6 separate regions of the Mus musculus genome follow, and regions 2, 3, 4, 5 and 6 are each linked to region 1. Evidence: chromatin loops called from intact Hi-C (ENCODE). Cell type or tissue: left cerebral cortex. All regions are shown on one strand. Region 1 overlaps Htr1b (5-hydroxytryptamine (serotonin) receptor 1B). Region 2 has its middle 24 kb from the start of Gm35397. Region 3 has its middle 50 kb from the start of Gm39381. Region 4 has its middle 41 kb from the start of Gm39381. Region 5 overlaps Impg1 (interphotoreceptor matrix proteoglycan 1). Region 6 overlaps Myo6 (myosin VI).

The links. Hi-C counts contacts between places; a loop is a spot of excess contacts. Peaks named below come from ENCODE experiments on the same cell type or tissue, not always from the same donor. Only the 100,000 strongest peaks of a DNase experiment are listed, where the experiment ranks them.
Region 2: a loop joins it to region 1, with 5 times the contacts of the local background. A loop is called at or near these places in 10 of 42 quality-filtered maps.
Region 3: a loop joins it to region 1, with 2.5 times the contacts of the local background. A loop is called at or near these places in 4 of 42 quality-filtered maps.
Region 4: it touches region 1 in a loop (3.0-fold over the local background); 4 of 42 quality-filtered maps call a loop at or near these places.
Region 5: it touches region 1 in a loop (10-fold over the local background); 13 of 42 quality-filtered maps call a loop at or near these places.
Region 6: it touches region 1 in a loop (3-fold over the local background); 10 of 42 quality-filtered maps call a loop at or near these places.

What each region holds. Positions count from the first base shown.
Region 1 is chr9:81,624,693-81,629,692 of GRCm38, forward strand. Htr1b (5-hydroxytryptamine (serotonin) receptor 1B) reads right to left here. Exons shown (of 2, transcript NM_010482.2): 2 at 3,599-5,000. Among named protein-coding and RNA genes, the nearest start is that of D430036J16Rik, 4.7 kb to the right of the region's middle. In left cerebral cortex, a CTCF peak has its summit at 2,423 (motif pointing left); DNase peaks (open chromatin) are centred at 572, 1,428, 2,440 and 3,318; H3K27ac peaks cover 403 bases.
Region 2 is chr9:80,940,440-80,945,439 of GRCm38, forward strand. No RefSeq gene overlaps it. Among named protein-coding and RNA genes, the nearest start is that of Gm35397, 24 kb to the right of the region's middle. In left cerebral cortex, a CTCF peak has its summit at 2,746 (motif pointing right); a DNase peak (open chromatin) is centred at 2,747.
Region 3 is chr9:81,040,788-81,045,787 of GRCm38, forward strand. No RefSeq gene overlaps it. Among named protein-coding and RNA genes, the nearest start is that of Gm39381, 50 kb to the left of the region's middle. In left cerebral cortex, a CTCF peak has its summit at 1,901 (motif pointing right); a DNase peak (open chromatin) is centred at 1,911.
Region 4 is chr9:81,031,876-81,036,875 of GRCm38, forward strand. No RefSeq gene overlaps it. Among named protein-coding and RNA genes, the nearest start is that of Gm39381, 41 kb to the left of the region's middle. In left cerebral cortex, no CTCF peak of the experiment used is centred here; no DNase peak of the experiment used is centred here.
Region 5 is chr9:80,329,158-80,334,157 of GRCm38, forward strand. All of the region lies in intron 14 of Impg1 (interphotoreceptor matrix proteoglycan 1), which reads right to left. Among named protein-coding and RNA genes, the nearest start is that of Gm27227, 66 kb to the left of the region's middle. In left cerebral cortex, a CTCF peak has its summit at 3,104 (motif pointing right); DNase peaks (open chromatin) are centred at 3,150 and 4,499; H3K4me3 peaks cover 431 bases.
Region 6 is chr9:80,301,127-80,306,126 of GRCm38, forward strand. It overlaps Myo6 (myosin VI), which reads left to right. Exons shown (of 33, transcript NM_001039546.2): 31 at 2,147-2,173. Among named protein-coding and RNA genes, the nearest start is that of Gm27227, 38 kb to the left of the region's middle. In left cerebral cortex, a CTCF peak has its summit at 2,586 (motif pointing left); a DNase peak (open chromatin) is centred at 2,597.

The DNA of each region.
Region 1 (5,000 bases):
AGTAATTGTTTGTATTAACCAAATATAAATATCTATACAACATGTAAGTGTCCTCATGCCTCTGTATTAATAAAAAAAATCCAATATACTGAGGGAAACAGACTGTGAAGGAAGCTGAGCCTTTTACTAGATATTAACAATTATTATTTTCTTTTTAAATTTGTTTTCTACCATCTCTACTTTTATTTTATTAATTTACTTCCTTTCTCATCTTCTTTTGAAGGCAAGTCTCTTAGTTAAAAATAGTGTAAAAACAAAGGGCTATATTGAGGTCAGTCATGCTTTGCTGATTCATATGCAGGAATGAACTGCCTGGTTTGGGGTAGATTGGAGACTTATAGCTTCAGTGGAAAACCTTTACTTCAGTGGAATCATTTAACATTTTCAGAAATTGAGATATGGGTGTCATGTGAGAGTGAGAGAGAGAGAAGGAAAACACAAAGACATAATTCTATCATCTGCAAATTCTTTTGTGGTTTTTGTCTATGTTCATACGGAAAGGCTGGCTGATCCTCTACTCTCCTCTGTAACTAAGACAAGCTAGGTGTTCCTGCAGACCTCTATTATGCAGAGCAATTCCTGGGCTAGCATCATCAGACTTTCTTGGGCACACCAAGTCCTCTGCAGTCTGCTCTGCTGCTTCTTAACTCCTCAGGTGAGTCGTATGCCAGTTTAGTTTTGAGAAAAATACTTGTAAAAACTCAAAAGTCTTGTCTTTCCATTTAGCTCTAGGGTCTTTACAGGCACATAGCCTGTGTGTGCTAAGCCTTATATTTCAGGCAGTACAGACCTGTTGTCAGTGGGGCATAACTTTGGCCAGAGATGAGAGTTCTCTGGACAGAAGTTTCGAAATAATGTGTTAGGCTTGGTTTCAGTTATGTAATTCAATAGTAAGAAATGCAACCCCAGGTAAACCAGTTGTGGTGACACAGTCATAGTTCTCAACTGAAAACATTGGGATGTAAATGTCATCAAAGGGATCTCATGTGGTCCCTTTGGTCCCTTCCTACCATGTGATTATCTCAGCATAACAGTCTGTGGGAATGCCCAGAGGAGCAGGGCAAAACTGGGGGTGTTGGGGGATCTGAGAGAAAGGCACAACTTGGGTAGAAAGATGAAGCCCTGTGATAACATTCACGCCCAGGACAGATAGCCAGCCCAGTGCTGAACCCACTAGGTGCTCAGCTAGTGAACCCTTGAATCACAGAGCAAGCTGCCACATCTGGGCTAAGAAGTAATTCATGCAGGAGGGTTTCAAACATCCTGGGTACCACTCCTTGACTAGGTAACAAGGTTTCCTACCATTTTCTGTCACAGTTGGCACATTACCAGCATGTTCCATACTCTTGAGCAAGAGTTATTCTGAAATCTGGTTATCCTAAAACAGGAGGAGACCAAGCAGAGGCCCATGTGTGGTGTGTTCCCACAGAGTCAAGGAGGAAGTGACTCATGGCTGCTTGCATCATTAAAGTAAGGCATGTGTAATATTTTAAAGGATTTATCATAAGTGAATCTCTCCATTGCCATCTGTTCAGTTTGGGTACAGGAAATATTACAAGCCCATTCTTAGATTGCCAGTTAACAGCTTTAAAAACATGCATCTTTTGTGGTGTGTGCAAATATGTGGAGGAAATGGATATTTTCCATTATGGATAATACTCAGAATATGGTTTAGTCACTCTCTTAGTCAATTGGTCCAATTGCTACTATAATCCTAAAATGTGTATGTTGCCTTTGAAACTTCAGTGTGACACACAGATGTGTGAAATGGCACTTCGAAAACTGCCCACTGCGGACAGTGCAGATGCTGAGAATGATGGCAGTGTTAATGAGCAGTGGCAGCAATGCTCACCTAGGATCTGTCTGCTTCTGTAAAAATTATCTTTCTGAAACAAAGGAAGGAAGGAAGGAAGGAAGGAAGGAAGGAAGGAAGGAAGGAAGAAAGAAAGAAAGAAAGAAAGAAAGAAAGAAAGAAAGAAAGAAAGAAAGAAAGAAAAAAGGAAGGAAGGAAGGAAGGAAAGAAGGAAGATAGAAAGTGATAAAAAAAATCCCAGTAGTGATAAATGTTCATTCAAGTAAATAGTTTGGTTATTTTTAAATAAACGTGTTGTCTCCTAACTTCTGAGTTCATTCCATGTCATATTAATAAAAGGCCACAATATTAAGACTAAATTAAGGAAATAACTGAGTATACACTTTAAGTGTGTTTAGAATAAATTGTCTGCCTGAGTTTGAAATTCTGAAAAATCTGCTACTTTTGAATCAGTGATGGAGGGAAAGGACTCTGTCTAGTCTCAGGAAGCTCAGTTTTCACTGAGCCTAGAGGAGTTAATGTCACTTGCAAATCACCTAGAACGAACTGAGACAGCCTTGACTGGAAGCAGCAGCATTGGCTGACTGTTCAGAGGCATTCTGCCCCCTGGTGGACGGCCCAGAGTTGCACGCGCTTCAGTCCCTTCCCACACCCTTCCCTTCTGAAAACTCCAGGAGAAGCTCCAGCGGAAAGCTTTTTAACTCCTCCACATATATATATATATATGCATTTGGAGCAACAATTTCCTTTTATATAATATAAAAATTCTTGGCTTCCAAATCAGACCTTCAGAGCTAAAATAAAATTTCTACGCATCATTGTTGGTTGTGACTAAAAGAGGAAAAATGAGGTGATGGGAAGGGGGTGTGAATGTGTCCAGGGACTGTGGATTGGAGATGACAGCTGTTCATCTGTACAAGAGGGGAAAGAGGGCTTAAAGGGAATGAAAGAAAGCCGTCGGAAGGAAGCTGGATATCTCTAATTGACCCTCTTAGCTACCGCAAACCATTTCTTGCCTTTGTCCTTTGGACTAGGAATCACCAGCCAAGAGTGGTGCTTGCAGAAAACTGCTAATCTCAATCATTTCTAAGTTAGGCAAGATCTCCCCATTCCAGCTAGTTAAAACTTCCTCACTCTACACTCTCAGATAACCTTAATTTTCTACACGTCAATTAAAGTGCTTTCCTGTGAAGGAAGAAAAAATGACTAAGAAGAGGAAAGATTTCTAAATCCCTCTCCCCTTCCAAAGTCAACCCTTTTACTCAATACGTATAGGCTTTAAGTCTTTGCAACAACTTAAAACTAGATGGTATTTTGGAAAAAAAAAAACTGCATACTCCACCATCTACATTTACCACTGAAACCTAGGATATCTGGCTCCAGAAGTGACCTTTCCTGGTTAGCTCTTTAGATCACTCAACCTCCCCTGAGGTCAGAAACAGGTCTTCTTTCACTCACCGTCTTCTTTCTTTCCTTTTGTATTTTACTCACCACACAGGAACTTGGAATCTTCAGATTCCAGAACACTTAGGACGATCTCCTTTTAAAATGCTGATCTCGAGAACATTTTGATAGTAAATGGGGCTTTCCTTCTTTACAGAGTCCAAATTCCCTTTCAAACTCTTCCTACACACATAAACTGATCTCCCGGAACCATGGCAACACAAGTCCATTCATCACCTTGCTAACTGTCATCTGTCCTCTTGTGAAGACTCAAACTTCAAGGCAGATCCCCAAAATCAGGTAACGCAGTCTTCCCATAGTAATAGAACTACTACTAAAAACTTTTTAGAACACAAAAAAGGACTTTTATTTCATCATATACCTAAATTTATTTTCCAATTACACATTTTCTGAGAGGTGAAATACCAAAGGCAATTTCAGACACAGAACTCCAACAAATACACACAGTCTGAGACATTACTGCTTGAGTGAGCTAGAGTCCTCTCAGTGCTTCCTGCTTAAAGAAGGTAAAACTAAGATAATAGAGAGGAAGTGAACAATATTGTTCTATAGGAAATTTGTTGAATTCCTTAAACATTCATTCCTTGGGTGCAGGGTCCTTTTTTTTTAAAGGAAACTCTAAAGTTCCTACAAACACAAGACAATATTTGTAATTTTAGATGAGTATACATTCATATACTTGAGTGAAATTTTGTGCAATTAAACAATATGGAAAATGGTATTTGTTACCATAGTCAATGAAAATATAGTTTCATTTCTATGCAAGTTAAACATCTCCATCTCCCATTTTATGTTCTGCAAAAAAGACATGTGTCCAGTTTAAGAAACAAACTATGCTTATATGCAATAGGAACTGCAAAGGAGCTTAACAGTCCTAAATGCGTACCCCTGGGATGAATATACACCTTGCATATCATGTGCAATGCTGGACGATGATCCTAGATCTCTTATCACTACAAAGGTTTGCAAGCTTCTATTGGATACACGATGCCCCAAATTCAGTCAGTTCAGCCAAATACTCAAGCAATAATTAAGGTGGGTGATTTACAAAATGGCAAACAACCCATTTCACTAAATCGACCATGTTTATTAACATAATGACACAATCATTGTAGGTGCCCTATAAAGAAATCATTTTGCAAGTGGCTATTTGTTTCCATTAATTTTCCACTAAGGCTCTTAGAAGTTGACTTAATTGCCTCTTAGGCCCCAAGAAAACGCAGCTACACAAACAGAAGACCAACATATTAACAATATAAAAAACAAATGCATGCTCTATGTGCATTCCTCCATAGGAGAAATGTCACAAAGCACAAACAAAGAAGCTAGGGATCCAACAGAATAAACTATAGATCCCAGTCTATAGGATTATCTAATGCCTAAGATTTCATCCTACTCCAGTGTCAGGTATAATGTTGGTTGAAATTCCCTTTTTTACCTACAGTACATGTGAACTTTTGAATAGCATCTTTTCAAGAGTCATTACCCAATGTGAAGGTCTGCACAGTAGGCAAGCAGTATAATTCAGCTCACTACATCTATTGTGTGATGATCTGGACTGGGCAGCTTCACACAGGGAGTGGATCCATTTTATAAAGACAACTTCCTTCTGCAGACAAAAGGTCTCCAGTGCAGACAGCCTCTGAAGCAAGGACTGTGAATCTTCTTTGGCATATTAAACATTCCACATACACATTTGTTCTTACAGTTAACCCTTCAGGAC
Region 2 (5,000 bases), 680 kb before region 1:
TTAGAAGTATCTAATAAGGAACCAGAAAAATCCTTCTGAACTTGGCCACAGTTTGGTTTTTGAATTTCCCAATCATTGAAGCTATGTGAAACATATTTTTCTACAGTATTCTGAAAAGTATAAAATAAAAGAACACGATGAAGGAAGGGGACTTGTATTTGGGCCAGTGCTATGTAACCAGGGAAAGCTTTACAGGTGACATTGACAATGATACCTAGATACCTTGGGAAAAAAAACCAAAATCATATCCAAGTATAGCAGTAGCAGCAGCAGCAGCAGCAGCAGCAGCAGCAGCAGCAGCAGCAGCAGCAGCAGCAACAACAACAACAAAACAATAGAAAAAAATAAAGTTTCCCAAACTGGTGATGAATAAAAACCATGGAAAATAGAGAATAAAATGCACACACAGTGGAGAGTGAGAAAGATTGATGGGGGTTAATCTTATTCGGACCCTCATACCATACATGGCTAGGGATTGGGGGGTTACTTTATTTACAAAACAAAACTACATGTGATTTAAAGCTAGGCAAGATATGCTTTCTGTTTTCCAAAGGGGCTTTGCTTCTGAGGTAAGTAGGACTGTAGGAGGCAGGAGATCAAGCACAAAGACCACCTGGAGGCACAGACTGTAATCCTGCAGCTTTATCTTTGCTTTGGAGAGGCCATGGGGTCCTGCAATCCAGGCGTGTCTTGGAAAAAGAAAAATTCCGTTTCATGGAGAGTTAGTGAAAGGGGATTAGAGAGCTGAGTGATGAATGACAGGTATTAAGGGAGAATTCTGGAATTTTTACCCCAGAAATGAGCAAGAGAAAGCCCTAGGGTGAGAAGCTAGGTCAGGGAGGCACACAATATTTGTGTAATGCTAGTGATATCTATAGAATGTAGAGATTTCAACAGGGCAACTTAATCTTGCTGTGGTTTGAATCTTAAATGTTCACCCAACAGCCAATATGCTGAAGGTTTAGTCACCAGTTTATGGGGCTATTAGCAGGTGCTAAAACTGTTAGTGGATGCCATCTAGTAGAAGGAAGGTAGGTCACTGAAGGCAAAAATATAGGGACACTATTCCCTTTGTCTCCGACTGCTTGCTTGCTAGCAGCCACTAAGTGAGCAGAATTGTTCCACTGTGCACCTACTCCTGCAATGATGTTCTGCTTTGCGATGAACTAAGCTGTTTAAAACCACAGCCTATGTGTGAAAATGGGAACAGAAAGTTTCAGAAGCCATGTGGCCAAATGAGCTGTGTAAGGTACCCAGTGCCACCATGGAGATAAAAAGATCAAAGGTTAAGGCTAATGGAGCAGAGAGCAAGCAGAGAAAGCAGACTAACCTTTCCCCATTAAAAAGGGTGGCATATATCCATGGGAACACTAGTTATTAACTAGGAGACAGGACCACAGACCTTTGACATATTTTTCTCTAAAGGAAAGGTATGCAATATGTTTTTAGTGTGGTTTGAGCTATGGGCATCTAAGGTATCTGGTATGTGGTTAATTTAATGGATAGATACTTGCACACTGTTATGGGCTATAAAGTATCCTTCAAAAATAAATATGTTTGAATCCTACCCTCGATGTAAGGCAGTATCTAATGATATCCAGAAAAAGGGATTTTTAGAGAGGTAATTGGGTTAGAATGTGCTATCCAGTGTGCTTGCTATCCTCATCTGAAGTAGAACACGGATGTGTGGGCTCAGAGGGGAAAGTCACCATGAGGATGTAGTGAGAAGGTAGCCATCTAAAAGCCAGGGAGCAGGAGCTCAGTAGGATACAAACCTGCTGACTTGAGGAGCTTGGGCTATCAGTCCCTACAACTGGAAATTTAAATTTTGTTGAAGAAATTGCCTGTCTTTGGTATTTCCAAAACATTCCACACACACTATGATATGCATTCCATCTTCAATTTTGTGTAAAATCTGTAACCAACTGTTCATTTAAAAATGTCAGATTTTTATTAGTTCAGTTATAATTTGAGACAGTCTTAAAATGACAAAGATGAAGTAGACATTTCTTATAATGAGAAATTCTGCACTGGGCTTGAGGACTATTTGGCTATTCCTTGGTGTCAGAAGCCCAGGTTGATGGTACCATTTTGTTTTGCTACCTACCTTTGGGATTTTATTTATGTCGTTCAAAAGATGACCAGAGAACTGGGCATACTGCTGCTCATATTTTAGCTAGACCTTAGTCACATAGCCATACTTCTCTTGAGGGAAAACAGACCAATGATAAAACCACTTGAAAATAGAGATTCCAGTAATGGAGAGAAGAGGAAGGTTATTTTCCAGAAAAGCTTTATATATAGCGCACATTAAATATATTAAATCAATATGCCACCTTGATTTTTATCTTATTACTATCATATTGGAACTTCTAAAAATCCATAAAGTTTCTAATGGCTAAGATTATTTATCCTATATTTTTTATTTTCTTTTCCTTACTTACTCAATAATGGCATCGTAGAAAAAACAGTAAGGCAGTTTTGTTACTTTACTTGTAAAATTAAAATACACGATGAGATAATTCCCTTCTCCCTTTCATGATACAGTCTCTGTGCATCATGCCATACAATGTATGTATTCATTTCTGTATCAGTAACCGAAATCAGGTCTGTAAGTGTAGCTACTATGTATATAGTTTGCTCTGTGTTGGTATGTAATATCATGCAATCCCTAACAACTCTTTTTGTAAGAAAACAATCAGATGTTATGTTGTGACAGTTTCAGGTTTGGTCATACAAATTCAACCACAAGGTGGCAGCAGGGGAGAAAATGCTCTATATTCTCAAGATTAAAGAAAAAAAAGGCCTGTTTAGAGAAATGGCTCACATTTCTAACACTTTTCATCCCTTAATTTCACACATACATTTTCTATATCCTTATAAAGAAAGAATGACAGTAGTGTTGATTCGTGTGCACTTAAATTTTAAAACAAAGAAAATGAAAACCTCTTACTTTTGGGTAGTTTTTAATACCAAATTGAGAATCTCAATATTTCAAAATAAGAACAAAGTATAAGCTGATATTTATAAAGTCATGGAAAACTCAAATTTAGAGTTTCCAAATATCCTCACTTCTCATATGGATGTTTAGCAGCATCAGTCTATATCTTGTTCTTTGCAAATATTATAATTTTGAAACAAGTTGTGAATTGAGTTATTATTTTGCCTGAGTTGGAATGATTTTTCTAACTATGAATTAATGTTAGTCATGTTTCATAGATCATAGTAACAAAATAGGTTTTCTTTCAGAGATTAAAACCGTGTTATAGTTAGGACCAACAGTCAAAAAGCAAATCTTTTCTCTACTGTTGGGGGGATGTAAGCAGTCTCAGGAAATGGATGACCAAATAGCAATAACTGTGAGACATCCGTAAACAGCAATTTTCTGTGTTAAACTTTCCATTATAGAAATAAAGATTGAAAACTAAGGTGTGCTGTGTCTTTGACAATCACATGCAGTCAAAATACGAAAACGCTGATTTTACTGATCATAAAGGTTGCTCATGAGTGGTGAAGAGGGAGCTCATTTGCCACCACAGCTCTTCCTTTCCACTGTCAGAGGCATGAGTCCTCGCTGGGTCAGAACTGACTTTGTGATTACCCAGTATATCTCCATGTGGGTGAACACCCTCACTCCCTGTTCCCATATGCCCTGGCCTTGGATGCTAAGCTCTGAACCACAAGTGATGCTTTTTTGTTTGATAAAAGAGTCTCTTAGGAACTGCAGTCCAGTCAAGCAACCAGGATTTCCCTGAAGTGTGTGCTCTATGATTATGCTATCTGACCAAACTGGTGGTCACTCTCATGTATTATTATAAACATGCTTTCTGTTCATGACAATCCTGCTTCTGCTGGCACAAGAATTCTTTCTGTCATCTCTCTGTAAGTGGTTTCTCATTCCTTGTTAAAAGGGACATCTAAAACCATTATTTTGAAGTGCTTCTGGTTCTGAGAGCCATCACTTCTTTATGGTGGTTGTTTTCAGTATGAGTGAAAGATTATGCATCTCTTTGTAGACATCTTGCTGCGGAACTAATTTTAGTAGGTCCTAGAGAAACTCATTTCTCCAATCTCACATTCCTAAGTCATATCTGTTAGAGAGAAAAACTAGCGCCTAGACTTGAGAAGCTTCGCTATCAAAGCTCTCCTGTGAATGCCAAACATTAAGTTCCTCACTTTTTGTTTGTTTCCTTGGTTTTGTTCTTTTGTAGTTTCTATTCTTTAGTTTCCCTAATGATCATAATTTATTCGGCAGCCAAATAATCCAAGGGCAACATTTTTTTTTTCATTCTGTTTGACATCTCCATCCAGTAGACTATTTAGTAAACTTTAATGGAAAATGTGCCTACCGTGCTTTAGTTACTCATTATTTTATAACACACCACCTAGAGTGGCCTTTCCTAGGTCAGCTTATCAAAGTTTAACTATATTCTCCACATTGTTCTGGATGGATCCTTGTTATAAAGGGTATTTACTTGAGATTGGGGTAGAATGAAGGACAGCCACTCGGTGTTGGCCAGGTTGGTGTCAGGGACTCCATACAGATGACTGATTGGTATACCCTCTGTCTCATCCTCATCTGTTGTTTGCATGACAGCAAAGCTCAGATATCAGCTCCGTGACAGAGGTCATCATGCTCTATATCCTACACACATGTAGATGCATGAAAATATGAGTTACTGAAGTAGATTCCAGGCTATCCTTGTAAAATTTTCATTCTGATTCCTGTTTTTCTTGATTCCCTTTCTTTTTCGTGTCTGCTTTATCAAAACTGTATATATTTGTCATTAAAGCCATTTGTCCTTCTCAAGTGCCTGCCCTATTATCTTGAGGCTGTTTAGCCCATGTGCAGAAGCAATAATCATGTATGAAAACTAAGCTCTCACAATCCAAACATCATATTAAATCCATTATTTTATATAATTTTAACAGCATTTATTTTTATTTCATTTTTTATTAGATATTTTCTTCATTTACATTTTAAATGCTATCCCAAAAGT
Region 3 (5,000 bases), 580 kb before region 1:
ACGGCTATAGTCTCTTTAAATGTAACGTAGCTATGTAGGTGTGTAATTGATTATATCTCAAGAAACTCAGCACTTATTGTATTACCAAATTTACTTACCCTAAACAAATAATTTCCCTTTTAAGCTGTAGTTTAGAGAACACATTCGTAATGACCTCATATTTATACTCACAATTATCTCATATTTATTGGCAAAGCCAGCCAACTTAGAACTTGTTCATGAATAATCAATGCATAAACTTAGAAGAATTTGTTTGTAAGAGCCCAAAATTCTATGAATTTCTTGCAAAATGATGAGCTAAATAATGTTTTAACACATCTAACTTTTATTTAATTATGCAAGATGAAAGAATTGATAATAAAAGCTCAAGCCCTGGTTTTAAATGCAATATATAGATGCAGTGTGTAGTTTTAATAAATTAACCGCACTTAATCTGGCTAATTGCAGTCTCACCCACCTCCATGGCCAGCCCCAAGTGGTAGTCTTGCCCTGGTTCCCATGACCAGATGCTGCCGTGTTGCTTGCACTTCCCAGGCCATTAACCCACTGTGGCTAGTCTTCAGGAAGCTCAGATCCCTCAAGCCCTATAAAATGACAACACTAGAGACTTGTAATATCCTAGCCAGATTTGTAACTGCAAATTTCCAACACTAAAATGCCTGCTCAAAGAACACACAACTTAGTTGATATAAATACAAGCTGCACACCTAGATTGTTCTATTGTCCATCTATGAAATCCCTCGCTACTTGAGGCTTGTCTAGGCATGTAGTTCTAGTTCATCTTCCTTTTCCTCCATCTTCTCTCCGTCCTCTGTCTCATCTCCTCTTTTCTTCCTCTCTAAGAATTTCAGCTTTGCCTTTTCCTTTCACTGCCCAATCACAGGCTCTAGCCTTATCTGACCAAAACAATATTAAACAACCAGACCCCCCCCCTCCCACCTGAGCTCCCAGGGACTAAACCACCAACCAAGGAGTACACATGGCTCCAGCTGCATATGTAGCAGAGGATGGCCTGGTCAGGCATCAATGGTAGAAGAGGTTCTTGATCCTATGAAGGCTCTATAGATGCCCCAGTGTAGGGGAATTGAGAGAAGGGAGGCAGGAGTGGGTAGGTGGGTAGAGGAACACCCTCGTAGAAGCAGGGGGAGGGGGATGGGATAAGAGGTTTGGGGGAGAGAGGAAACTGGGTAAGGAGATAACACTTGAAATGTAAATAAATTAAAATAATAAATAAATAAATAAATAAATAAATAAATAAATAAATAAATAAATAAATAAAATTATTAGGAACAAAAAATATGATTTTACCTGACCTCACCTGAGTATGGGCACCACTCTTGAGGGAGCAGAAAATACAAACTGCAATCCACAACATATAGATGTAAATATTTTGAGGTAGATGTAAAACAAAGGTTACTGAGCAGGTGCCACACAGTTTTTAATTGCCACATGGTCCCTATGACAGCAGCACAACTGTGCTGTTTTGTAAATGAAGCCATCAGAAACCTGTAAATAAGTATACTCAGCTGAATTACAAAACACTTGTTTTTGCCTTTGCTTTTCTTAAAGTGACATACTAAAATTGGCCCATGGATCATAGTTTGCCAATCCTTGGAATAGAATAGTTTGCCATATAGAGATAAAAGTCATAAAACCCTTAAACCCAGAGCTTATCCATGTGCTCCAAGATGACTTTGTGGTTAGTTAGCTGCCCATTCTCATGGTGACTAGTGATGGAAAGTTATTAAAATATGATTAAAATATACTAAATATGATCTAACTTTTGTTCTCCCCTTCCACCAGGACTTATGAATCTTTAAAATCATATTTATATATTTTTATGTGCATGGGTATTTTGTCTACATGTTTGTGTACCTTGTGTATGTCTGGAGCACAGAGAGGCCAGAAGAGGGCATCAGATCTCCTAAGACTGGATTTATAGATGGTTGTGAGCATTCCTGTGATTCCTGCTAATTGAACCCAAATCTCTGAAAGGCAGCCAGTGCTCTTAACCATTAAGTAATCTCTTCAGTCTCATAGTTTCTTTTTAACTTTTTGCTTCTAGTGTAAGAATAATGACTTTCATCTAATCTTTAGTATTTTCTTCAAATCAAGGGTGAATTAAATTTTGGCTTCTCATTCATATTTTTATGTGAACTTTTCTTTGTGGGTAGGAGTGAATCTTCTCTCTCTCTCTCTCTCTCTCTCTCTCTCTCTATATATATATATATATATATATATATATATATATATATATATATATATATACATACATGTGTGTGAATATGTATGTATATGTGTCATATATGTATGTATATATGTGTGTATATATGTATATATATATATATATATATATATATATATATATATATCATAAGTAACTCAAAACACACACACACACACACACACCCCACCACCACCACCACCAACAAGTAAAAAATATCCCCAATTAAAATGGGCTGTAGACCTGAATGGAAAGTTTCCAAAAGAAGATATGTGTATAAAGTATCCAATTATAATTATGTAAATTCAAATTGAAAATTCATTGGGATTTCACCTTAATCCAGATAGAATGGATAAGATCTAGAGAACACCATCCCATAATCAGCCACCAAACACAGACACTATTGCATATGCGAACAAGATTTTGCAGAAAGGACCCTGGTATAGCTGTCTCTTGTGAGGCTATGCCAGTGTCTGGCAAATACAGAAGTGGATGCTGACAGTCATCTATTGAATGGAACACAGGACCCCCAATGGAGGAGCTAGAGAAAGTACCCAAGGAGCTGAAGGGGTCTGCAACCCTATAGGTGGGACAACAATATGAACTAACCAGTACCCCCAGAGCTCATGTCTCTAGCTGCATATGTACCAGAAGATGGCCTAGTCGGCCATCATTGGGAAGAGAGGTCTTGCAAACTTTATATGCCCCAGTACAGTGGAATTCCAGGACCAAGAAGTGGGAGTGGGTAGGTGGAGGAGCAGGGAAGGGGGAGGGTTTAGGGGACTTACAGGATAGCATTTGAAATGTAAATGAAGAAAATATATAATAAAAAAATTGAAAAAAATCTAAAGACCAATTAACAAGTGCTGGTGAGGATGGGGAGGCAGGAAAACTCTCATTCATTTTGTTGCTGCTATACAAACTCCTGCAGTCACTATGGAAACCAAAGTATATAATCCCTATAAAACTAACAATGTATTTGGCATATATCATAAGAACATGATTATCTCCTGAAGAGATACTTGCTTAGCCATGTTTATTACTCTTGTACTCACAGTTGCTCTGACATGGAAGCAGCCTAACTAATGAATGAGTAATTAAAATGTGGTACATACATACATGGAATTCTATTAAATCATACAAGGAGAACATGAATTTTAATGTAAATGAGTAGAACTGAAAAATATTATACTTAGTAACATAACCCAGACCCCTGAAGACAATGTTCTCTCTTATTTGTCAATCATAGATCCATATCCTCACATTAGAGTATATACCTTGGAGTACCTTTAGAAGCCATGAACAAAAAAGTAAGAGATGATGTAAAATGGAGAAGTTCTAGAGAGGGAGATAGTAGGTAATATAAAGAGGGGATAGTGTGGTAACTTAGGTGGGGAGAGGGAAGGAGGGCAATGTAAAGGAATAGGGAGGAAAGAGAGGCAAATAACACCTCTCTTTGATATTTGAAAAAAATCACAGAAAAAGAAGGAGGAGGAGGAAGAGGAGGAGGAGGAGGAGGAGGAGGAGGAGGAGGAACACACTTGCCATGTTGTCTAACCACTGACTGTGTGAAGTGATTCTTAGAGCATTATTGCGCAGAGTCACCCACAGCCTGATTTCTAAATACAGACATTGTAATTCAGCAGGAAAAAAAAATTCCAAAAGACATTTTCTGTACTCTGGGGTCAGATGAAAATTTCCATTCTGTAGAAATATGTCTCTGTATCTAATGAATGCTATCTGCCCTTTGCCTTGAACACTGAAAAGCAGAGTTGTTGGCTTAATTAAGGAATTCTAATGAAATATTTACAGTAATATGAAGTAATCAAGTTATCATTATTTGCCTTGACATTTGGTCTTTTCCATCTAAGATCTTTGGCTCTGTTCTTCCCTCATTCTTTTCATATTATGTGAAATGCCTCACAATGCCAGGATAAGAAAAAAAAATCTTTCTTCTTTCTCAGGAACAACTTAGAAACAAGAACTGAATGTAACTATATCGATGTGATGATGATTTGTATATACTTGGCCCAGGAAGTGGTGCTATTAGGAGGTGTAGCCCTGTTGGAGTAGGTCTGTAGTAAGTGTGTCATCATGAGTGTGGGCTTCATGACCCTTATCTTAGCTCTCTGGAAACCAGCCTTCTCCTAGAAGCCTTCAGATGAAGATGTAGAACTCTCAGCTCCTTCTGCACCATGCCTGCCTGGATGTTGCCATGTTTCCATCGTGATGATAAAGGACTGAACCTCTGAACCTGTAAGCCACCCCCAACTAAATGTTGTGCTTAAAAGAGTTGCCTTGCTCATGGTGTCTGTTCACAGCAGTAAAACCCTAACTAAGACAATCAACAAAGATAAAATTTTAGAAATAAAAACAAAATAATCACACGATTCAATAACACATGTATGTAATACAGATTTATACTTATACTATGGTGTAAGTTTTCTATAACACAGGGTGCTGCCAATTAGTCATGGCTGAGGTTATATAAACCATTGCTATTCTGGCAGAATGAAAATGACCTACATATTCTCTATAGACATTTTCTCAGGAATATTACACTAGAAGTATTTAGTGACTTTGTCTATCTTCATGTAGAGTGTATTACATAGTGGAATACTGAAATAATTGAAGCAAGAAAGAAAACTAGCATTTTGAAAAGTTAGTGAACTAGCAATCAACAAGGCTTCATTTTACAAACAAGTTATTGCAAAATGGCACTCAATCATCAATGGCCCCCTGGGTTGGTGTGTGAATATATAATTATGAAATATTC
Region 4 (5,000 bases), 590 kb before region 1:
ACACTAAAGTGAATAATCAACACTATCCTTGCTAGTGCATTTACAGTGACAATAGAGAGGAGCTGTGATTTATGTGTTTGTGTGAGCAAAGTAGGTTGTAGCATAAGCAAGGGAGGTCTGCGTTTAACTGCCTGTGCAGGGCAGATTGGAAATAACTGGGTTTCATGGGCTACTGAGGTTGAGCTCTGTCTGGAAGATCTCTTCTCTGATTTAATTTTACCTCTTCACAGAACATTTAAACTCATCCCTTTTGGGCATGGATTATAAATGCAGTGATCATATGTAATATTTAGGGTCCTCCTGGCAGTAGATACATTTATTTTCTTTTTAGAACTAGTTAAAATATGGTATGAGGTAAGGGTGCCAGTTTAATTTTTCTCTCTTTATTGATACCATGGCAATTTGTTAAATAATCTATTATCTTTCTAATGGCATTATCAGATACTATGTGTTGGACATGTGTAGGTATGGTTCTTCAATTTGTGCCCTGTATCAGTGCTTCTAGGATTGGAAAACATCAACATTCTAATGATTTCTTTTTATCATTTAACTGGTGTGCTATGGTTTCATTGCTGTGAACAGACACCATGACTAAGGTGACTTTTATAAGGACAACATTTAATCGGGGCTGGCTTACAGGTTCAGAGGTTCAGTCCATTATCAAGGTGGGAGCATGGTAGCATCCAGATATGATGCAGGAAGACCTGAGAGATCTACATCTTCGTCTGAAGGCACCTAGGAATAAATTGACTTTCAGGCAGCTAGAACAGACCCGAAGTGACATACCTTCTCCAAAAAAGCCACACTGACTCTAACAAGGCCACACCTCCTAATAGTGCCACTCCCTGGGCCAAGCACATACAAACCATCACAACTGGTGAGGAAAACTTTTAGCCATTTTGCTTACAGTTTATAAGTTTCGGAATAAATTTTAAAATTGTGTTTCTATTTAAATATAGAACTTTTAAGCACTGTTACTGTTCAAAACCCAAAGACTGAAGGGTGTTCAGTGAAGATTTTTCTATCTGTTTTTGTTTGTAAATCCTCCTAGATCCCATGACAACTTCCAAACTTTCAACTGTCATGTCAAACATATTCCAGGACATTGTTTTCCTGCATAAAAAGAATGACTTTAAAAGGTCCCTTTGACACATTACCATATACTCAAAATGCAATCATTTTAAAATATGAGCAGCTTTTGTTTCAAGGTGCAGAATCTAACCTAGAGCCCATGTATGCTAGTCCACTGGTCTACTGTTGACACTTCTTCTGGCCTTTTCAGTCCATATTATGGATGATTATGATTCATTTAACTGGTCCTCTATGGATGGACAGTTTTGCATTCCAAAGCCAGATGAAGGACAGGAGAGCACTACCCATATCTAGGACAGTTCTCAGAGAGTATGGCAGCAGTGGGGTCACTCCTTACTCAAATGAGGCATGGGCCTACTCAACTGCATAGAGACAAATGCCATGTCATGATAAAGCCTGTTAGGCTCTGTTTCCCCAGCAGAGAACTGGCTTGTCATAAATCATGTGACCAGGAGGTGCTAATCTAACTGATATTCTTTGAAAGTTTCTATCTCCTTGAGCAAGCTTGTGTGTGTGTGTGTACACATATAGATATATACTGTATGTGTGTATCTGTCTTCAATCAGGTTTGCATATGCAAATTAGGTGCATGTTCTCTTGTTCTTTTACCCTCTCCTCCCTGTGACTCCAGCTATATAAACCAACCCTGTCATTCCAATGAATGAGCTGTCCTCTGACAGTCTTCTGGGTCATCTTTACTTGCAGTACTCACTGCCACCAGAGACCGTGTTCTCCAGCTCCTGTGTATCCTGAGATCACCAGTGTGCATATCAGGGGTAGAGGACTCACAGATAATCTTCTGCTCTTATAGGCAATTACACTAAGAAAAGTTTTAAGTACAGAGAAGATCCCAAACAACTGCAATAGCAGATTGGCTTAATAGACACAGAGTCATTGTGTAAAAATGCAGCAGCAATTGTAATTGGAGTCCTCAGCAAATTGCCTTCTACATGGAGTAGTTCAGTTTTACAATCTTTAGAAATATTTGAAAATTGTGTGCTTTTATTCTGTCTTGCCAACATTTTAATAGTATCAAGATTTAACTTGGCTAATATGGTTGTTAGAATGGACTCCCACTTGCTTGCATGGTTTTTTGTTTGGTTGCTTTTTGGGGGGGGGAATGTTGTTTGTTATAGTTATTTTGTTTGTTAACTTCTTAAATATTATGTATTTGAGTACACTATCACTCTCTACAGACATATGGAAGAGGACATCAAATCCCATTACAGGACCAATAGAAGAGCAGCCAGTGATCCTAATCACTGTGCTCTCTCTCCAGCTCCCAAGATTTTAATCTTCCCTTGTACCAAGTGAGGTTACGAACCTTTTCACAAGTCTGAATGTTGTGTGACACTATTCCCAAGGAGTTAGGAACCTGGAGTAAGAAGAAGATAAAAAGAGGGAAATTGTAGGACACAGTAAAATGGGTGAGGGAGATTTGCCTGGTGAGGGAGGAGAGTGGGAAACAAAACCCCAGTGCCAGTCATGGGAAGGAAACCTTTAAAGTTGTTGGCCAGGGGAATACAAGAGACTCCATGGAACAATACTGGCTATTATTATGGCCTTTGCTGACTCACAGAAAAGAAAGCAAGATCCTATTGCTGAAAATACCACACATATTAGACACAGGATTTTGAATTGACCTGAATCCTACCTGGGAGATAGTCCTTCTTGCTGAGGAGTAGCCCTTATAGCTTCAAAAAGAGTCGGGCAAATGGTAGCCAAGTATTCAGAAGGAGTAAAGCAATCAGGAGTCCTCTCGAGCTGTAATAATGACCAATTGCAACAATGACTACTATGGCAAGATACCTGCAAAGTACAGTAGTGGTGCTTACATGCTGGAGGTAACCAAAGACACATATTTGGAATTAAGGCCCATGTAATAGGAGGAAATTCATCCTTGGCACTGTAAATGTAGCCAATTACCTGTGGTTTGTGAAGCCTTGGAACCCAGAACAGACTACAACTGCCAGTTTCCTAAACCAGTATAATCAATAACTACATTCTGAATATCACTTTTATTTCCATAGATAAGTATAGGTCTCATCCATCATCAAATAAGCATCTTATTGCAACAAATGAAGACCATTACAAACAAACACTGTAACAAAACAAAACAAAACAAAACAAAACAACAACAACAACAACAAAGCCACTCAACCAAACAACCAACAAGCAAAAAACACAACTTGTCAAACTACAGAGATCAATTCACTGTGGGGTGCCTGCCTCCAAATTATACATTTACAAAACAGCCTGTTCACTTAAGACTAAGAGAACATCTTGGAATATGGGGTGGAAATATTTTAAGAGCAAGAGAATCAAGGTTGCTGCTACCAAATTGATTCTTCTTAAAAAAAAAAAATGACTGCATGAAGTGAAGGATGAGGGGTAGATCTGGGAGGAGGTTGGCAGTAAATGATCAGGTACACTGCAAAAAATTCTTTAAGACGTAATAAAATTATAAAAATACTTTAAATATAATGATTTAATGTTAAGACTTTCAAATTGGAAAAGTATGTTACCGATAGTCACTAATTTCCCCTGCCTTTTAGGAATATTTAAAATTTTTTACAAAGGTTTAAACATTTATAGTAAATTCTTTTCCTGGTAATCTATATTTTTGTAACTATTGGAATTGATATTTTTACATTAAATTTTAATTGGTTATATATAAATATTGCTCTCTGTATACTGATATTATGACTTCTGACTTGCCAAAATTTCTTTTATAATCAAATGTATAAAGTTTTATACTCTGTTGACTTTTTTAAAGCTTTGCTATATCTCATTTTATTTCTAGTAAAAGATGAGAAATAACCTTTTTCATAACTTAATTGGGAAGCCTTTAAATGCTTCTTCACTGAGGATAATGCCAGAATATTAATTTATCTCCTTTTCTCTCTCAGCTCTCTATGTGTGTGTGCACATTGTACTTGGTGAAAAAAAAATTAATCTGTAACTTTTTGTACCGATTTTCAAAGTAACTGTTACAACTCTCAATGAAATTGATGTAGTTTAATAGGTTTATCTCAGGAAATGAACTCTCCTTATCAAGAAATAGACATTCCTATTGGTTCCTATCAGTTGACTCGTTGAATGTTCTAGAGCTTTCTTCAGGTAGGCATTTCACTCAAGTGACCTTTATCTCTTCATCACATATCTAGTTCTTGTATTTCAACCATTTTACTGCAATTCTGAGCTACTTTTGATGGTGCTTTAAATTTTGTCTTAATAAAACAATGATTTCTCTTTGATCAGATCATACATTGCTTTCTGAAGGTTTTCTTCCAGTGCAAGCTCCTATAACTGTTCAGGTAAGGTTTTAAGCAACACCTTCATCTTTGAGCCAATTGCTTACATGACTGAGCTCTCTAATTTTTTTTGACAACTTGTCACAAACTAGAGTAACCTGGGAAGGGGAAATCTCAGTTGAGATATTGCTTCCATCAGTTTGACCTGAGGGAATATCTGCGGAGCACTTATTAATTGTTCATTGATGAAGGTGAGCCAAGCCCACTCTCATTAATACCACCTCTTGACAGATGGACCTGGGCTATATAAAAGCAGATACTGAACATGAAAGTCAGCAATCCACTTTTTTCAGCTCCTACCTCCAGGTTTCAATTTGAATTATTATCCCAAGTTCTCTCAAAGACTGACTGTTAAATAGGAGGTTAAGTAAATATTTTCTCTACCAAGTTGGTTTTTGCAGTATTTCATCAAAGCAATGAAGTATCAACTAGGACAGAAATTGTTAATAGATTCACTGGTGTGCATAGGCCCCCTCATCCTATGCTGTCTATGTTTTCAGAACAGTGGTCAGATTATTTTAATTTTTACATATTTCTTCATGTAAAATTTACAGATGAGCTGTTAAATTATATAGCCACTCTTGTTTTCCTACA
Region 5 (5,000 bases), 1.3 Mb before region 1:
TTGAGCTAATGTTTGATATCCCATGTGGATTCTCACCATAGGCAGAGGACACTCATGCCATTGTATAACAATACATTTTTGAAATGTCCCCAAGGATCATGACCTGGAACCTCTAGCTATCTCAGGAGCAGAAACTCACATTGTCAAGGGCATATATATATATATATATATATATATATATATATATATATATATATATATATGAACCACTATGCCTGGTCCCTGTACTACTTTTATAATTCAGTTATCAAGTACAACCCAAGGTCAACACTCATTTCTACTTATAACGTTTAGGTTTCTACATCAGTGTTAGACTACATTGTGTGGTTAGACTACAGGGTTTCTGTAGCACATGCTTCAAGACTCTATGGAGTTGAGAGAAGCTGAGAGTGGCTAGGAGCCCGCCCCCTTCCACATCAGCCCCTCCTCTTACCAGCTGATTCAGGCTTTCATAAATGTCTGTTGAATAAAGGTTTCCCCAACTAAGCAGAAGCTCAAAACACTGCCATGCTCTGCCATGAGGCAGAACATTTCTCATAGGAAGCATGAAAGCTCTATTTTCTTTTCATCTGTTCAACACGACAGCAATGAACGCAGCTTGAGATGGGTGCACTGCTGTGTGTATCTTGTGAGCTTTTTGGTGTAAGCTTTTTGGTGTCTTCTGTATCTTGCTTATATATATATTCCTGAATTGCTTATATAATGTATTTTGTATGCATTTCAAAGGTCCTGAAAAGCTTTCCCAACCTGCTTGCTGAGGAAGGTACCTCCTATCTCTCCATCATGCAGGCAAAACCACCTGAATGTCCCCTGATGCCTTGAATACTTTGAAGCATTTTCTAGTTCAAGATAAAAAGATTAAGGTTCTTGGGGCTAGAGAGATGGGTCAGCTGTTAAAAGCACTTGCTGTTCTTCCAGAGGTCCTGGGTTCAGTTCCCAGGACCTTGTGGCTCACAACATCCATTATTACAGTTTCAGGAGGTCAAATGTTTTCTTCTGACTTCCATGGGTACTAGGGATGCCGCGTGCTACACACACATATAATCCAAGCAAACATTCACATACATAAAATAAATAAACCTAAAAAAGCTTTCAATTTTTAAAAAGCATAGGGAATTTGTGTCTTCATGAAGGTTACAGGTTCTTGGTCGACCAATTCTCTCTTTTTCAAGTCTTTTTCTGGTCTCAAGTGAGTTCATATTCTTCAGATCTTAAAGTAATGTTTTCCTGCCTCCCCTGGCCTCTGAGTATCTGTCACCACCCAGACCAGTCTTTCACTGCATCCCATCACCCCCAGGACACCCTCATTGCTTCTTTAGTAAGCTGGGCATTGGCTTTCTCTCTCTCCCCAGCATTTGTAACACTAGCACCTTGCACTGAATAGAGAGCAAAGCATCTCTTTTTGGGCCAGACCCAATGGAGGATGTGTTTAAGCTTGTATTCCATTAAGCTCTTCTTTGGGGAAATGGACAAAACTCTGGACCTTTGAAATGCATACAGAATACATTATATAAGCAAGTCCAGGAAACTGATACGGAAAATATGCTTACACCAGAGGAGAGGAATTTTGACTGGGGGTGGGAGAGAGGCTAATACAGAAGGAAAGGGAGGGAAGAGGAGAAAATTACACTAACGATGTCCTACATCACATAGCACACACACACACACACACACACACACACACACACAATTTAAATGAAGTTCCCCTTCTTGGGCTTACAATGTTTCCTCCAAGAGCCATAGACTATCTAATAAAAACCCCAACACTAAGCATGCGAAACTTCTTTTCTGGTTGTTGGCCTGGAGAGTTCAAGAGACTCCCTCAACAATACGGACTGTTGTGGATGCTCTTGCTTGCCTCCCAGAAGTTGAAGGCCATCCCTGTTGCTGAAGACACCACACATTTGGAGGATCCAAACTGGATCTGATCTGAAAACTTCCTCCCTAAGCTTTTATAGTACCGGAAGGATCTGTGTAAGCTTCCATGGAGAAAGCAATCAGTAGTTCCACCCAAACCAACACACAACAACCCGTGTGGCAGGATACCCATAAGGGCGCAAAAGCAGCATTAATATCTTGGTGGTAACCAACAGCTCTCTAATTGGACTTAAAGGCTGCTTACATGGAGAAACTGTGCCTTGTACTAGAAACCTAGCCAAGTACACATGACCAGTGAGGCCGTGAGTCTTAGAGGAGATCCTACCACCACTGCTTTACTAAATCAGTACAATTCCCAAGTGCATCCAGAATATCTATCTCTATATATACAGATAAGTGTATAAAGATACACTTATTTTAGCTCTCACCCCTCATTAAAGAAAATCTCCTCAGACAGATGGAGATCATCAGAGAAATCCACAACTGATCAAAATTCAGTGAACTACTGAATTTTGTAGAGAGCCTAGCCCTTAATGGATACATCTACTGCACCCAAGGTTCAGCAAACATCTTAGAAGAGAGGGCGGTAAGATTGTAGGAGCCAGAGACCAGGAAATCTGCTGTGAGGTTGTGTCTCCTAGAAATGACAGGAAAGCTGCCCCCCCCCCCCCGTGATAAACAAGACAAGATCAACACCAGTAGACGTGCTAATGTAGAAGGAGAAAGTCTCATGGGGGGCTCCAAGCTTAGAAAGAAAACACAAGCAACTAAAGACTTCAGAAAGTGGAGGAAAAAGTGTTTCTTAAGGATGAACCCCTAATTGGTCGTCCAATACTCAACAGTCAGACCTGAAATCATATACATACAAATTATACTAAACGGACTGAACAAACTGGATTTATATATTTAAGCGTGCACATACGTACACCAATGACAAGGAAAAAAAGGCCATTATTTTGAAAGGAAACAAGTGGGAACGTGGAAGGTGTTGGAAAGATGCAGGGAGGAGAGGAAATGATGTAATTATATTTTAATTAAAAAAATTAGAAACAGCAACACCAGCAACGGCCACAGCAGCAACAGCAACAACAGCAGCAGCAGCAGCAGCAGCAACAACAACAACAACAACAACAACAACAACAACAACAACAACGGGAAAAAATTAGGAAACCTGGGGCTGTTCAGGGCCATTTTCCCCCCTCAGAGCTATGAAGTATAGTGCTCACAAGATGGCGCTCAATAGCAAAAGAAGCTGAGAAGTAGAGCTAGAGAAACTGAAGCTCCCAAACTGATTTTTTTTTTCTTGAAAACCAGCCCGGCGCGGTGGGGAGCAGTGGAGAGATGCAGGGTCTCCAGGAGCACGTGCTGGCGCACTGGCTCTGGAATTTCAGCGGAGTCAGGCTCGGGAATGCGGTGCACACCCTGGGCCATCTTTTCCTTTTCAGGTCTGCTGCAGGTGCTGTCTACCCATGACCGCAGCTCTCGGTACTTTCGGGACTTTTCGAAGATAATTGTCTTTAAATTTAGAATACTTAAATCGGTAGACTCAAGCTGGATGGTATTGGGTTCCGGATCCATACGTTTTTACAAGTATTTCTAATAGTTCTTATTAATTAGTGTTAATTTTCACGAAGCCTAAAGGATCATGAGTCCAGGAAACCCTAATGAGTCCTGGTACTCTGTCCCCCTGTCAAAGCTCAGCCGTTAGTAATGTGGATAAGTCTCTCAAGGAAAAACAGCAGTGTTCCCACCTCCTCACACAGGGCTCTTGAGGCCACCGTGCAGCCTTACTGGATTGCAGTGGGAGACCCTGGAAGCAGGAGAGGCTGGGAGAACCTAGGAGGCAGGGGAGGCAGGGAGAGCCCATTTTCAGGCTTGACCAACTTTCCAAGACTTTCTTGCTTCAGGGAATGGGGAAAGGAATGTTTTTAGGAAGCACCTTGAGTTGATTGGTGTGTGGAAAGGAAGGCACAGATTGAAACTGAGGTGGGCTGATGTAAACCTAGCAGCGCAGACAGTTGGCCCAACAGGAAAGAGTTAAGTGGAAAATTATCTCAGGAGGCAAGGGACCCATGATATGACCCTATGAGACAGGGTCAAGGGCACAGGAGGCAAGTCCCCTTGTAGTAGGACATATTCGGTGACATTGGGAAGTTTGGGAGTTTGGTTCCTGAGAGCAAACACTTTTTTTTTTCCATTCTACAATTACAGCACAACACTATAGGACATTTCATTTGGAGAAATGCAGACTTTAGTAGAATTCACGCAGGATGCAGTCTGGTCAGTAGAAGGCCTTACAAGGGTCCATTCTGTAGAGCAGGGAATATAGCAAACAGACCTGAATTCCAGCTACTACAGTAATTGGCCATTTTGTGGCAGGTTCTTATTATGTTTCCTCCACATATTTTCTCCAATATAAAGGGTGTGGGATTTTGCCTACTTTGTAGATTTATTAAGATGAAAAAATAGCGTCAATTGTCAATTAGTACTTGTGATTATTACTGGTTTTATTGTTTGTATTGGGATGAGTGACATCTGCCTCCTTTCTCAGTGGTGACTACTAAGCAGGGATCTGGCAAGCACTGCACTTTACTGTGAGAGTGAGTTTGTTGATCCACGTTTTAGCTGAAAGCCTCTTGGACGGCAGCCTGTCATTAATTCCGACATTTGCCATTTGCCAGCCTCGGGCTTTGCCTGTGTCTGAGGAGGCTTCTTAGGAATTCAAGGGGAGAAGTTATATGTGGTGTTGCATTCTCGAGATCTTCAACCTCTGACGTATGTAAAAGCCCTCCATGCTTCTGAGGTGTTTTCATAGCCCACGAAATGAAAGGCGACCCGTGCTGCTGGAGACGCTGGCAGAATACGGAGCAAACTGTGATTTATTCTGCTTTTCAGTTTATAAATCACAGAAACTTCTAACATTGGTTTGTACTTTTATATCACAGATCCTTTTGTTCAGGGGGCTCTCAGAAGGGAAACAGCAAGCCAAACACCGTCATAATAGTATTAGCCGTGGATCCGGTTCTGATGGAGGTCACGGGAGATCAGATGCCGATTTGAATATGGAGTAATACGCCCTTGGAAGGCATGTGAGAATCTTTAGGTTGGTATTGTCTCCCTTA
Region 6 (5,000 bases), 1.3 Mb before region 1:
ATATTTTTAATATGGCGGTGCATTCTGGAATGGGATCATAGCCTAGAAAAAGAAAGGATCCAGTTCTTGTGTCCTCCATCACCATGTCAGTTGTCCTATTTAAAAAAGTTTCACTGCAAATTTTACTTCATAATACTGTGATTTTGCCTAGATGCAGAAACCACGTGAACCAGGAAGTGGGACAGGGCAGACTCACTGGAGCTGGGCAGACTGTCACATTGGCTCAGATGGTGTGCAATATGAGCTAGACTTTCAGTTCTTTGAAAAGATTTCTTTTTAACTTGTGTATGGGTATTTTGCGTGGATGTATCTCTGCACTACACGTGTGCAGGCCAGAGGAAGGCATTGGATCCCCCGGAACTGGAGTTTCAGACAGCTGTTAGCGGCTCTGTGGGGGCTGGGCATTGAACCTGGGTCTGCTGAGAGATCAGCTGGTGCTCATAACCACTGAGCCATCTCTTCAGATCCAGGTTTTATTTAACGCAGCGAGTGGAGTTTCGTTGGATTCCTTGGTACTTTTATACCATCATAATTTTTCTTAATTCAGATTAGCATCAAGGTGACAGTAGGTTCCATATGTTCTCAACACGTGGATCTGTGGTTTAGCAATGCATCGAGTTTGAGTTCTTGGATGTAGTTTTAAATTCTCACTACTTCCCAAGGAAATAAAAGCAATATTTGATGACATTCAGTTAAATGATAGGGCCTCAGCATTTCTCAGTTGTTGCAAAGAGTTGATAGCAGTAAGGAAGGTAGTGATAGTGATTGTGGTTGATTTTAGGCAAACTCTAATATGATGAGGGATTGGGGTCATCTATAGTTGAGAGGTAGTAGGTTTTGAAAGGTAGAAGCCCCAACCTTTTTTCTGTGTACTGAAAATGGCAGTAAGGTTCATTGTTTAGGTATTAAGTTTTTGCCTGAAACCATGTTTGTTTTGTATATAAGCAAACTATAAAAGACATACAAGAACAACAGTGGGCTCTTCCTTTTAGCTGTAATTGTCCTGTGATTACCTCTACCATGACAGGTATTCATTGAGTTGTAAAGTTTTCACCGCTAAATAAGTACACCATAAATGGAGGGGGCTTACAAATATCTCATGCAGTTTTCATTCAAATTTTGTTACTTTAAAAAAAAATCTTCTTTTGCCCCCAAATGAAGCAAATAACAACTTGCTGCTGTTAAGTACAGTATTATGTCAGGGAAATTTGCTAAGAGTTCTATCCAGGAGTAAAAAAAAAGATCAGAATTTTTATGCAAATACAATCAGATAATTTTTTATTTTGTCAACCTTCAGATAATTTGATTATGAGACATTTTTGTGATAAAAATCTGCTTCTGCCCATGAAGTAGTTATTCTGCTTTTCTCTGTGTTTTTTCCTCATATAAAATTTGGTCTCACACAGTGCCTGAGAGGAGTGGGCAAGGGCATCTGAAAGCTCCTCGGTCAATGGCGGGAAGTCTGTGCTTTGTAGTTTTTATATTTAGAATAATTGGGATTCGTTTGAAACCACGAAATGAGGACAGTCTGTGATTCACAAAAATAAAACCTGATGTCATTGAGTGCAAGAGTAATACTCTGATAAACTATGGTAAATTTCCATAGCGATGAAGAAGAAGCACCCCCTTGAGAGTAAGAATAGTCCCCTTCCTGGCCTGGGACACGGAGCCTGCTCTCCCCTGGTTTATCATACCATTTCCATAAATGATTTTGGACAGTTGTAAATTACCCAGTGAATATTTGTAATTGTTTCAAATTATGATTTTGGAAATAACTTCATTCAAATTCTTTAAAAAATGGCACACGTTTAAGATTTAAGAAATTTGAAGCAATTAGAATATATTGACTGTGTAAAGACAGTACTGTTTATTGTCATTAGTTAACTTTTTATGTCCCCAAATTATAAATGAAGTAGCTCCCCCTCCCTTTCTTCATTTCTTTCTTTCTTTCTTCTATGCTTTCTAAACAACCATTTTTAAAATCAGAGCACCATTTACTATAGACAATTCTTTGAGCTCTTTGGTATAGATAGAGTGTTTGCATGTTGTCACCACCTCAATTGATGGGATGTATTAATTAGGAGAATGCTCATTTAACAGCTTTGGCATTTTTATATTTTCTTCAACATACAATATTTGTTCACAGATTTTGCACCATTTTTGAACAATTCACGTAAGTCAATGGGTGGTAACTCATGCGCTAACTGGAAGAGGGATTAAAATACTTCCTGCAGTACTAACTTTCTATCAAACACTGTTTTGCTACATTGTAAGTGGACTTGGAGAACATTAAAGATGCCTGTCTGTATTAAAATATATTTTATCTTGAGATATGATACATTTTCTCGGATCAATTAAAAAATATGCACAACAAAGATTGACCACACAATGGCGTCACCTGTCAGATTTTACTCATTTAAAACTGGCTGTATGCACCTCTTACAGTAGCAAAATGCTGTCTTCATTTCCCAGCTGACCTAGAAGAAAGACTAACTCTTAGGTGCTGATTGCAGAGGCTGCATTGAGATGGTACCCATGTTTCTGTCCATGGAGATTCGAGTTCACTGTAGCAATGTGCACACATTTAATAATGACCCCTGCTGGCGGGAAGAGGGAGATAACATCTTGTGATGTACAGTCCTTCCATATCTTAGAAACTTTAGGTCACTTTTCCCTGTTCCTAAGTTCCTAGAATGAGTAGAACGGTTTGCCAGCTGGGGTTTTGTTGAAAAGAGCTGAGAACTTTAGTTAATTTTGCCCACTTGTTGGGCCTGAGTTTTCCAAGTGCTTCTTATAATTTCTATTTTGTTCTGCAGTCTGAGGCATCGTCTCATGGTGTAGCTATCCCAGACTGGCCTCCCAGTCTCAGTGCTCTGGCCTCAGCCTTCCAAGTGCTAGGGTTTGTTTCTGGATCCCTGACTTTTAAAGGGGATGTGATTGGGTGAAAGCAGATTTTTAAGAAGATTATTATCAATATTTTTTTAATGTTGCTATTTCATATATTTTAAGTAAAAATACAGCTTAATTATTTACATGCAAATGCTTTTTTGAGAACTACTTCAATGCAAAAAAAAGTCTTGGAACAGGAACAACAGCAACAACAAAAAAAAAAACCCAAAATGTGATGTTGAATTGACTTTCTCAAATATGTAGGCTGCAGGTCAAATGTAACCTGCAAATAAATAGCTGGTTCATGAAGTCCTTAAGTCAGTAGGTCACCCAAAACATCTAGGTTTCTTTTATTTATTTATTTATTTATTTATTTATTTATAATTTATTTTTTATTAGGTATTTTCCTCTTTTACATTTTCAATGCTATCCCAAAAGTCTCCCATACCCACTCCCCCAATCCCCTACCCACCCACTCCCCCTTTTTGGCCCTGGGGTTCCCCTGTACTGGGGCATATAAAGTTTGCAAGTCCAATGGGCCTCTCTTTGCAGTGATGGCCGACTGGGCCATCTTTTGATACATATGCAGCTAGAGTCAAGAGCTCCGGGGTACTGCTTAGTTCATATTGTTGTTCCACCTATAGGGTTGCAGTTCCCTTTAGCTCCTTGGGTAATTTCTCTAGCTCCTCCATTGGGGGCCGTGTGATCCATCCAATAGCTGACTATGATCATCCACTTATGTGTTTGCTAGGCCCCGGCATAGTCTCACAAGAGACAGCTATATCTGGGTCCTTTCAGCAAAATCTTGCTAGTGTATGCAATGGTGTCAGCGTTTGGAAGCTGATTATGGGATGGATCCCTGGATATGGCAGTCTCTAGATGGTCCATCCTTTCGTCACAGCTCCAAATTTTTGTCTCTGTAACTCCTATTATCAATATTTTAATGTCTAATTAAAAAAAAAAACTTAACTGAAGTTCTTAGCTCTTTTCAAGAAAACCCCAGTTGTCTTATTACTAGAAAAGGCTATCAAAAAGTTCGGTTTCTTAATTTTAATCAATGTGTTAACTCCAGGAGGCAGATACTTTACAAAATAAGTTAGTGAATAGAAACTGTCAGTGCCCTTGTAAATTTCCAATCGCTCATTCACCACCCAGAAGGGTTGGTGTTTTTAAAATATTTATCTATCCACTCATCCATGTATCTATCCATTCATCCATCCATCCATCCATCCATCCATCCATCCATCCATCCATCCATCCGGAGGCAGAGCCTCCCTCCTGGCTGGCCTGGAATTCACTTTGTAAATCAGCTGTTTTAAACTTCAAGTGTGATCACTGAGTACAGTGCAGCCAAGTACAGTGGAGGGAACAGGAACAAGAGAACAAACCTATCTCTGTTTCTACGCTAAAGGCCATGCAGCTCCTAACCTCACTAACAAGGCTGGCCCTTCTTTCATAGGCATGGGTGGTTTCTCCTTAAGTGCTTATTGCTTTCTCTGATTAGCGAATACATAAATCTAACCTTCCAGGAGCTGTTGATGTTTCTTGAGGGTGAAACTAGAGTAGGAATGTTTTCATCCTTTTGGTGTTTCTGAAAGTTCCTAGGCAAGCCGCCTGCTGCGCGTGGTTTTGTTTATCAGATGCGCTTTCATCGATGTGCTTTGATTTTCATGTCGAGGTTCTTGGAACTGCAGCAAATTGTTGTTCGACTTTCAAAGCTAGGAATATAAAGTGCACAAACAGCCTCACCTGCTTAGGGTATAAAGTCATTACTCCAGGGATGTGCTCACAAATTTGCACATAAAATAAAAGTCCAGTTACTCAGTACTGAATCGGGCAAGGTTTAGCACTAACAGAGAAGGAAGGATCATTTCTCTCCATTGGTAAGGAAGCCCATATATCCTTTGCCACTTATTTCAGTGGGTTTTCTGTCAAGAGAAATCTCATTTTGCATTAATTAATATTTTTGAGGAAAGGGTCATACTTACTATTATATGTAGGGTTTTGAGGGGGCAACTTTCTCTAAATGTATCTGTGCTAATTTGGCCTTTAAAAAAAAAACCCAAAGTTGGTAAAAGAGGAAAATGTTGAATGGACTTCTCTTTTGGTGT